Regions from separate parts of the Mus musculus genome. Here region 2 is linked to region 1. A link is a loop called in an ENCODE intact Hi-C map of the cell type or tissue named here. Cell type or tissue: left cerebral cortex. All regions are shown on one strand.

Region 1 (5,000 bases):
AATAGACCCAGAGGTTAACATGTCTTTAACCATCTCTTTGAGAAAATTATTTTCAAATGGCTAGGCTTCTGCAGGCATGGCTCTGGAGCTTAAGGTCCTGGACATGGTAACTCTGTACTGGAACAAGATATACCAAAAAAGATGCTGTCAGATGAATCAGAAAGGGGGGGGGGGGCAGGTTTCAATTCCTGCAGCAGAGTTGCTCTTGGCTGAATGGCCTTATATGAAGGAGCTGACACATCTGTTTATCACCCCCAATTGCTGAGTGAGTGTACGGAAGTTCTTTTGCCTCTTTGAACCCATGGTAGAGCCTAGCAATTATCTTCCATGAGGTCAGTTCTGAGAAAACTCAGGGTGACTGATGCTTCATGACCTCTGACCCTCGATGTCTCCAGTACCAGACTCTTGTCAGGGTTCCCAGAACACGAACCAATTATGAGTGTTAGGAACAGTGCCCACTGTGGGTCAAGGAGAGGGAGGAAATGCATCCCTCGGGGATTGGGGGGGAGAGGCAATAGGCTAGACAGAGTTTGAGAACGGGGAGAGAAATACAGGGAAAAAGAGAGTGAGAAGGCAAGAAGGCGGGAGTGAGGGAAGACAGGGTCAGTAAGGAGCCCTCCCCTGCTCTTAGGCAGCTCGTGGGTCTGAAGAGAAGCAGCCATGTTGTGACCCTGTGGAACACTGCCTTAGCGGGCACTAAGGAGTATCTCATCTAATCCAAAGGCTCCAGAGGGTAAAACCACACTGCCACCTCTGCTAGACAAACGAGGCTACTGTTGTTGAGTGACGAGGGTCAGAATAGGAGCCCAGGCAGTGTGACTACAGATGCCACAAGAACGGGGAACATCAAAATGTGGTTGTGGCCAGGGCCACACTTAAAGCAAGAACAGGAGGGAAAACATGAGGGGAAATGACCCAACTCCTGCGTGAGCAGGGAAGGGTGCAGAGAGGAAGGCTTAAGAAGTACCTTAAAAAATATATGGCTGCTTGCTATTCAGGTGAAGAGCAGAAAGCATCGCAGAAGGAAACAGAAAGTACTAGTTACTGAAAGCCAGTCTGCCATTTGTGTGGGATGCGTCCATCCAGGCCATCTGGACAGGGATCTCTGAAGAGCTGGCTGCCGGTGACACCATCATCTCTGGAGCAGGCACTCAGAGCTGCTTCGAATGGCTCCCACTGTTACAGCGGTAATAAGACCCAGAGCGGGGCTGGAAGCTTCCTTTGAGAGTCATTCTTCAGGAGTCCAAGGGAGGCGAACGAAAGAGAAATTAAACACAATGCTGTGTCACGAACTTTGACCTACGTGTCAACTTAGAATTTCAAATAAAATTAGAAGATTTTTCTAATAATTATATGGGATGGCAAATAAGGTCCAGGGGCAAGCACATGTGGCAAAAAGTGACTAATTGTATTTTGCAAAAAGGCAACGGGTGCTGACCCTTCCCGGGATAATACTGCACAGAAGCCAGAGAAGAGGAAAGGTTACCAGCAGTTAATGTTAAATAGTGATCCATCCGCCACACACACCCCCACCCGCTCCTCCATATTCATAGGAAACAACCACCATCCATATTCATTGCCTGAGAAAGAGTTTTAAAGTAGCAAACATGCGCTTGGAAGGCTTCAGTTCTAATCAGAGCGCTTCCCCTTGATGGCCGCCATAGGCTTTCCTGCCAAACTCAAAATTAAAGTAAACTAATAAGGAAAAAAGGGGGTGTGTGCAACAGTACAGGAATAGTCTCCCTTAAGAGAGACAAGGGTGCCTGCTGTCAGGGGTCATCAGCTGGGGGCTTCTCAGCTGTGCACAAGAGCATCCCGGTGCTGCTCTGAACTGGGATCCCAGCTACCCCATCGGAGCCAAGCTTCGTCACAACTCTATGCCTCCATTTCCTCTGTAGCATGGCCTAACAACAGGCCCTGCCTCAAAAGAGAAAATTCAGAAAGCCACATTTCCGTCCATGGGCTCTGAATGGCAGTTTCTGGGCTTATGTCCTTGTCTTAGTAGTTCTGTAGGAAAACAGAAGTTAGAATTGAGAGAGAGACAGAGACACAGAGAAATAGAGACAGAGACATAGAGGCAGAACCACAGGCACCTAGAAGGAGAGATTTACATATGGTGGAGGATACAGGGAACCCAAGACACTCACTTCATTCCATGTGGTGTTCGCCTTGCCCTCTCCCCCACCCACACCGGGCCCTGAAGGCACCAGAGAGACTCAAAAGTCGATTTTCTCTGAAATGGAACCCACCCCAGTAACATGGGCAGGAAGGCAGGAAGTTGAGCAGAGCGCAGGCAGGTGTCTCACAGATTGTGATCTGAGAGCCCTCCCCTGCTGCGGGGGTCGCTTGCGCCCCCGCGCCCAAGCTCTGCGATCAGGGAGATTAGGGCCGCACTAGGCAGAAGGGCAGATTCAGAAAGGAAATGCGACGAAAGCGAAGAAACAAAAAGGAAGCTGAAAACAGTTCCGCGCCCAAAAGAAAAAACACCACAGGGCGCTCGCTCCGGAGCCTTGGGACATCGCGAGTCCCGCCAGGCTGGTGGCCTGTGATTACCTCTGTCCCCCAGCCACCGAGTCTGCGGAGGGGGGTCTGCTATGAGCAAAGTGAAATCTGTTTAAATCGGGTTGCTCTTTGGAGAAATAGCATTTGGGAAAGTGCAAGCGCTCTGCGGAATTCGGGACTTGTCCAAGGGTGGCGCTGAACCTGGTGGCTAGGAAACTCGGGGTGTGCACCCCCAGCCCGTGAGGCCCTGTGATGAGAGATAGCATTGACGAATCCGAGTTGAGGGTGAGAATCACCCCAACACCACCTCCCAGGGACCACAGGTCTCCCTGAAGGTCAAGGGTTCCCGGGTCAGCCTGGCAGAGCCTCCCAAATGAAATGATTCCCCAAGGAGAGGGCCAGCAGCCAGCACTGCACTACAGCGCTGCCGCTGCTGGGAAAGTGGGCAATTGCAGACAGACCAACCACCGACTAACCCAGAGTCTGGCTTCCTAAGCCATTTAAAGTCCTGCTGTGCTTTTGTTGTAAAGTTCTTCACAGCCACCGAGTAAAAATTTAAAAATAAAAACGTAATAATAATAATACATAACAAAAATAAGAAGAAAAAAATTTTTGAAAGCATGCAAAGCGGTCTTTAAAGGGAAACCCACATCACCATTTCCTCTTGGAGCCCCACCCTTCTGGAAGACCTAAAGATGGCTGCACCCAGCCCTTGCCTTTCTGCTGCTCCCTACGCTACCCCTAGGACTCTGGGTTTTCTTGAGGGTTTATTTTGTTTTCCTTTGGTTTTTAAGGCAAGGCAGGAGTCTGTCCAGCAACAGGTGGCTGCTTGTGCTGCAGGCGGCTGCCCTCCTTGTCCTGGGCAGCAGCGGGGAGCAGTTTTGCTATGTCCTCTGTTGGGTTTTCCTGTAATTCCCAGGACCCTCCTGCCCTTCCGTATTCTGTTGAGAATGGGCATGAACCAGATTCCTGGAGTCATATAAAAACTCCGTTATGGTTTACAAACAGCTTTGAAACCATAAGAAATTAATTTTTTTAATTACAATTTTGTTCCAGCCAAACAGGGACCCGAAACATTAACTTTCTTTACCAACCAAGGGTGTGCGATGAAATCGCCCAGCTGACCGAGGAAGCAAAAGGTTTATAAATAAACGCTTCCAACTGACGCCAGCATGCAGAGGCACCGCAGAGCTGGCCGGGCAGAACCTTTTCACCTTGGTTACTGTCAGGAGATTGTGTGGCATGGCCACAAGCGGACATCCTGGGACTTTGTTCCATATATAACCAGGAATAAATGTCTGTCCTGACTCCCTGGGTTCCTTCAGTTACTGTGAGACAGATCAGACAGGCCAGCACTCAGCATCTTTGTGACAGATTAAATAGTGATCCGATCAGGCCTTGACCAGATTCTTGGGTACTGATGCTGCCTTTTGTAACAGTGGAGGCTCAATATTCTCTGTCTTATTCTCAGCCCAATGCTATAGATGATCAAATGTGATTAAAAAAAAAAAAGAGTAGAGACACCAAACCTCGCTCCGGCTGAGAACCCGCAGAATCGGGGTACTGAGGCCCTTGCAGCATCCCACACAGGTGTGTGGAGTTCCCCCAGTTCTTCACGTTATCAACCTTGGACTGGTGCTCCCGTTCTGTTGTAGTTCCACCTCCACCTCCCTCCACCCCCGGGGGGACTTAAAACTTGCTTTTCTGAGCCTTTGATTAAATGGCATGTTTTGAGACGTTCCCTTCCCCATGCCGGTCAATAATAACTGTGCGGGGCTTTGTGGGAGGCCCCTTGGACGCAGCAGTTGAAAGGCGGGTGTTACAGTCAGATGTGCAGGTCCAAGCGGAGGTCGTGCCTCTGTGACTGTTGGAAGCTGTGCGAGATCACAGCTTCTCCCATCAAAGTTTCTCCATTCTCTGGCAGCCAAGCTGCAGCGCCTCAGAAAACTTGGCCTGACATTACCCTGTTGCTGGGGAGGAAGCTCCGGAAATTTTCCACCATGTTTACCGGCACCTTGTGAGAGGCAGGATAACCGAGCACACCCGGCAGAGAAGCTGGAGGTTTCCGTAAACGGAAGAACGGCACCAATAACAACAACGACGATGAAAACCAAAACAGCAACAACAAAAAACAAATAAGAACAAAAGGAAAACAGACAGACGCTTTGTTCTATGTAACAGGTTCACTTCACTATGACATTTTCACAAAGGACTTGGAAAAAAAAATAAACCTTGGCTTCCAATGAGCAAAAAGCCAGAGAGATACCACGTCCTAAATGTCTACCTTCGTGGTCGTCTCAGTGGGTTAAATCATTCCTCTCAGACTAGGAAGCAATGTGCAAGAGACGCATCCATCCCCTTGCCACTGAAGGAAGCGACCATGGCTAGCTTGCCCCCACAGTTAGGAGCAGCGAACAGAACCCCGGACAGTTTAGTGTGAACCTCCACACACATCCCAGGTAGGTTTGCTTGGATGTTATTTCTATTGTTTTAAGCCA
Region 2 (5,000 bases), 68 kb before region 1:
AAGAAGGCCTGTGCTCAGGGATTCCCCCCGCCCCCCAAGCATCCTATCCCAGGAGAGCATGATGTGGCATCAGGTAGCCTAGGACTCATCAGCCCGGCTAGATGGCCCAGTGACTTGCTGGACATCTCTGGGCTCACCAGGACTTGTGAGATCTATCTACAAAGAGTGTGAGGCAGGATCACAGAAGACTCAACTTCCTCTCAATCACAAATACAACATAAGCAGTGCCTGGGTCACCTAGCAACTTAATAACCCCTGCCTAATGCCTCACGGGTGGTAAAGGCACTGATCTCATTTGACAAAATAGAGCCAACACAGCCAGAAGAATAATGTGGCCAAGCTCCACGATCCCTTCTCGACCTCATAGCACTCCCAAGATCCTAATGATACCATGCCCATCCCTTAGTAAGGAAGTCAGACTTCAAGAGGCCTGAACTGGACTCCAAGTCCCAGTTGTGGCCTCAAGTCCACCAGGCCAAGCTGCCTACTGCTAGGCATCAACTCTCTTACCCCACTTTAGGATGCCCTACAAAGTGTCCAGAGATCCCCTAGAAAACAAAAGGCAAAACTTCTTGGCCACCAAAATAGGCTTTCTGCAAGTGTGTGTGTGTGTGTGTGTGTGTGTGTGTGTGTGTGTGTGTGTGTGTGTGATTTTGCAATAGATGCTTGTGATGCGTATTGCACTGAGCAGCCAGTATGCTTGCACACTACACACACACACACACACACACACAGAGAGAGAGAGAGAAAGAGAGAGAGAGAGAGGGAGGGAGAGAGAGAGAGAGAGAGAGAGAGAGAGAGAGAGAGAGAGAGAGAGACCCAAGGCTCCCTATATCTCTGGCACTGTGCTGGGGTCAGAGCCCAGAAAGTACAAATCAGGCAATAAACATTCTATTCAGATTCTGGAATTATCTGGAGAACAACTCCACATATCCTGATCAAAGTATGTACCAGGAATGAACGAAAAAAGACATCCAGATGCAAGAAAACCAGGAGGGGCTTGGGATAGTCCAGAAGAACTTAAGTGTGAATCAAAGGGGTTAATATTCTGGAGATAAGAGAGACCGGTCTTGGGAGATGTGAAGACAGTTTGGTTAGCAACAGGACCTGAATTTATTCTAAGAACCTACGTGAAACATTGGACACCCTGGGGAAACAGAGACAAGAGAATTCTTGGGGCTCTCTGGCCAACCAGTGTGACTGAATCAGGGAGCCCCAGCTTCTGGTAAGAGACCCTGTTTCAAAACAAGAAATGGTTCCTAAGCAATAACACTCGAGGTTGACCTCTGAACTCCACACTCACCTCTAAGCAAGCGTGAGCACACTCACACACACACACACACACACACACATTTATGCATTTATAAAAACAAACGGCCAGCCCTTGTAGCCTGCTTAAATGCAGAAACTTAAGGATGCAAGGAAAAGATTGCATCCTTTCTCCTTGCAGAGTCTCATTCTCAGGGCCAGACAAACACCAACCTCAGCACGACATAGTCGTTTCCAGGGTGAACCGAACCAGGGTTCACTTTTGCCAGAGTCCAACCTGGGCCTCTCTCTTTGGGATGGGAAGCAGAGCATCCATTGCATGATGTATTACTTATTTTAATCAAATACAATTTTTTTCTAATTGTCACTGCTCCGGCAGCCTCACGGGGGCTGGTCTGACTTGTGTACACCCGTGACAGGGGAAGCGGCGGCGGCAGCTGCTTTGTGCCGCCCGCCCGTGTACGGTACCTCTCCAGTCTTGTCAGTCACAGCTCCCCTAATTACAGAACATCTGCTTGCTGTGGCCATTAACACTCCTCTACCAGCTTGTCTGGTTTAATACCAGTGACTCCTGACCTTCCCCAAGGAAGGCGCTTTCTGTCAAAATTTTCCCCCAAAGAAGCCAATTCGCCACGCAAAATTTGCACTTTTTTTTTTTTTTTGTGAAAAACACTACCTTACTAAAGGCTTTTGGAAGGAAATGGGTTTGACGAGGCGTCAGTGGTAAGGAGTATAGAAAACCTGTTTCCCTGCCTTATTTGGTTCATATTTGCATCTTTTGAAAATAATGATAATAAAAAAAAAAATGGGAGTCATTTGAAGGGTCAGGACCGTAAACTTGGATGTTCCCCAGCCCTGTCTACTGTGTTCCTAGGCCTCCAGCTAGGGGGCAGTGTAGATGTCCCCTCGCTCTCTCTCTTCCCACCTGCCCCACACGGGCTGGCTGGGAGACTCCACTACCTTCAGCGTTATTAGTTGAATCATAGGTCCCGCTATGATGCCCTTGTTCCCTGGCATTAAAGAGCCCCAAAGCTCGATAAAAGACGTTCCCAGTCCCTGGGCATGATCTAGAAGCAGCCTGCCCCTCAGAGAACTTCAGACGGTATTTAAAAGGCTCTGCAACCTCAGCCTTCTGAAGGCAGGACTCAAGGCAAGGGCATGCGAGGAAATCCAAGCGCGCTCCTTTTCGTTAGAAGTAACTATGGCAAACGTGGTTCCCAGCTAAGGACCCCGCTACAGATTCCCCCAGTGACTGTCCCACCCATCCTGGGAGTCCCTGGGTGTCCTGCGATAGACAATAGTGAGGGTGAGAGGAAAAGACAAACAGATTCACTTTAGAATCTTCCCCAAAATGATCTGAGTGGCTGTTTGTTTTGTTTGTTTATTTTTTTTTAAATACTGCTTTCACGGTGTTTTGATAAGGCGGGTGTTCTCTTGAAATAAGTGTTTGTTAAGTAAGAAAGAGTTCCCCGCCGTTCCCGGGGAGAGCGAGCAGTCTTTTACAAAGCCGCTGGACTTTGCTTCACAAACGGAGAAAAAGCGGTGCCTGCTGAAAAGCCTGAGCAGGCAGGCAGTTTGGGCTGGATGCTGGCTTCCCTGGTCAGGGTGGAGAAAAGCAAGGCAGTTAAGAATGGGTTTTGAGTTCACACACACACACACACACACACACACACACACACACACACAGACACACACACACACCTCCCTAAAGAATGCAAAGTGACCGCGACCCAGGCTCAAGTGAATCCCAAAGGAGAGAAAAGTCAGTAAGGAAGAATAATCCAGAAGGTTGCTGGTTTGTCAAGCAATGTCTTCAAAAAGCATCCTCCGCACTTGGCTAAAGGGGGTTTCCTTGGGCACCCCTGCCGCTGCCAGTAGTTAGCACTGCTTGTCTGGAGACAGAGCAGGGATGGGAGGCATTGAAGGGAGAAGGGGGAAGGGATAAATGGGTTTAAAAAAAAATACACACACAAAAACACTGCCGAAGAATACCTGTAAATACTTTGTTTTAAAAATGCGCATTTCCAATATAAGACACCATCTTAATTGCGGACTTCTTCAAAGCACCTATTGGAGAAACGGTTTAACAAGGGGGGAGCGATGATCTTGTAATCTCGACAATAAAAGCGCTTCCATCCTTTGTATATGCTGACTTACAAAAAAAAAAAAAAAAAAAAAAAAAAGTGCTTCCAGACAACAAAAGATGGAGCCGTAATTACATAAATCTCTCCATTCTTGATGAAGACACAGTGCAACATGAGCAAATCAATAGAGTCTCCGAGGTAATTCTTGTTTTTCTTATGAGCCCAATGCAAACTTGTTAAAATTGAATTCCACTTCTTGTGTATATAAAAAAAAATAGGATTTGCACAAATCCAGAGGAAAAGAACATGTGTTCTGTAAATGTTTAATTTTTTTCCTGTGCTACTGAGGAGGTTTGCAATGGAGTAGTGTGATACCAGGATCTCCACACAGCCGCCACCACCACCCGGGGAAGGAAGCTACTGTCAGTCTGCTCCCTAAAGCGCTCTGAAGGCCCTGCTATCACCTCCCTGATTCTTACTCCCACTATTAAATAAACTAAATGTACCCTAAAGTCAAATATCTCTGACTCACTGCCAATAAATTGGTCGTAATCATTTCTCCCCCACAACCCACATTTATAATATTTCTCATTCAAGAATAAATAATTTTGTTGATTTTTTTCCCAAAGAAAAGGTGAAATGTATTGCATTTAAAAATAATTAATAGATGGGCCCTGCATACCTCTGAATTAAATTAAAGAAAAAATATTTCTTTTTTTGTGCAGATGATTGCATTCATACGCTGTTTGGTGTGAAAAGTAGATTCCAAAAAGCTTTTAACTAATTTGTTCAATTTGTTTCAAAGCCAACATGAATAGGCTTGGTGCAAATTCAGATTCATTAAAACTTAATTAATATGCATCATTATGCAAATGAGGTTGCAGTTAATGAGTTCTTAAAAGAAGCTTTCTTTAATTAGTTCAGTTTTAATGGCATCATCATTTATCTGACTTGTTTTTAAAGCCACATGACATACAAAAAGTGACCAGCCTCCACAATGCACTGTCTAATTGTGTTTCTTCCTAATTGTTTAATGCTGAAACTTTGCAAAAGTTAAAATGTTTTGATATCCAGGGCCTATTAAATGGCTTTCACAAACTTTCCCATTCTGACCAAGGTTTTTTTTTTTTCCTACAGTGGCTTCTCATTTTTATTTTTTGACTTTGCCATTTCTGTCTGCTTTTAATCCACAGATCTGTAATGTCCGAGCCAGGCTATTTGTACAAAGAAGGAGCGCATCTGACAGGTACGCGGGAGGCTTCAGAGAGCATCCCTCAGCCCACGTGCATACTTCACTGTTACGTGTGTACGTTAGCAGGGGCAATTATACTTACGTAGTTGAAAAATTAAAACGAGCCTTTCTTGAGGCCATCTGCTAACTTGAGGAGCTGGGTAACATGTCTTAGCACGAGATTTCTAAATGTACTAATTCATAAGACACGCAGTCACTATCGCCAGTGACTGCCTGAATTGGCAAAGCTAGCCTGAGAGATAAGACCACTTAATAATTATTGTGAAATATGGAAATCAGGAAAAGGAAAAAAAAAAGAGGCAGGCTTAGCACAGGGTTGGGGAAGAGAGGGTGCTAATCTAGAAAATGACTCTTCCAGAGCTTTGAAAATACAATGGGCATTTTAAACATTTTCG

Evidence for each region. A loop is a pair of places that touch in the nucleus more often than their neighbours do. Peaks named below come from ENCODE experiments on the same cell type or tissue, not always from the same donor. Only the 100,000 strongest peaks of a DNase experiment are listed, where the experiment ranks them.
Region 2: a loop joins it to region 1, with 2.9 times the contacts of the local background. A loop is called at or near these places in 3 of 42 quality-filtered maps.

The regions. Positions count from the first base shown.
Region 1 is chr12:106,308,562-106,313,561 of GRCm38, reverse strand. No RefSeq gene overlaps it. Among named protein-coding and RNA genes, the nearest start is that of Gm24986, 90 kb to the right of the region's middle. In left cerebral cortex, a CTCF peak has its summit at 2,705; DNase peaks (open chromatin) are centred at 1,600, 2,368, 2,722 and 4,427; H3K4me3 peaks cover 728 bases; H3K27ac peaks cover 454 bases.
Region 2 is chr12:106,376,692-106,381,691 of GRCm38, reverse strand. No RefSeq gene overlaps it. Among named protein-coding and RNA genes, the nearest start is that of Gm32830, 29 kb to the left of the region's middle. In left cerebral cortex, a CTCF peak has its summit at 2,154; DNase peaks (open chromatin) are centred at 2,222, 2,395, 2,784 and 3,699; H3K27ac peaks cover 956 bases.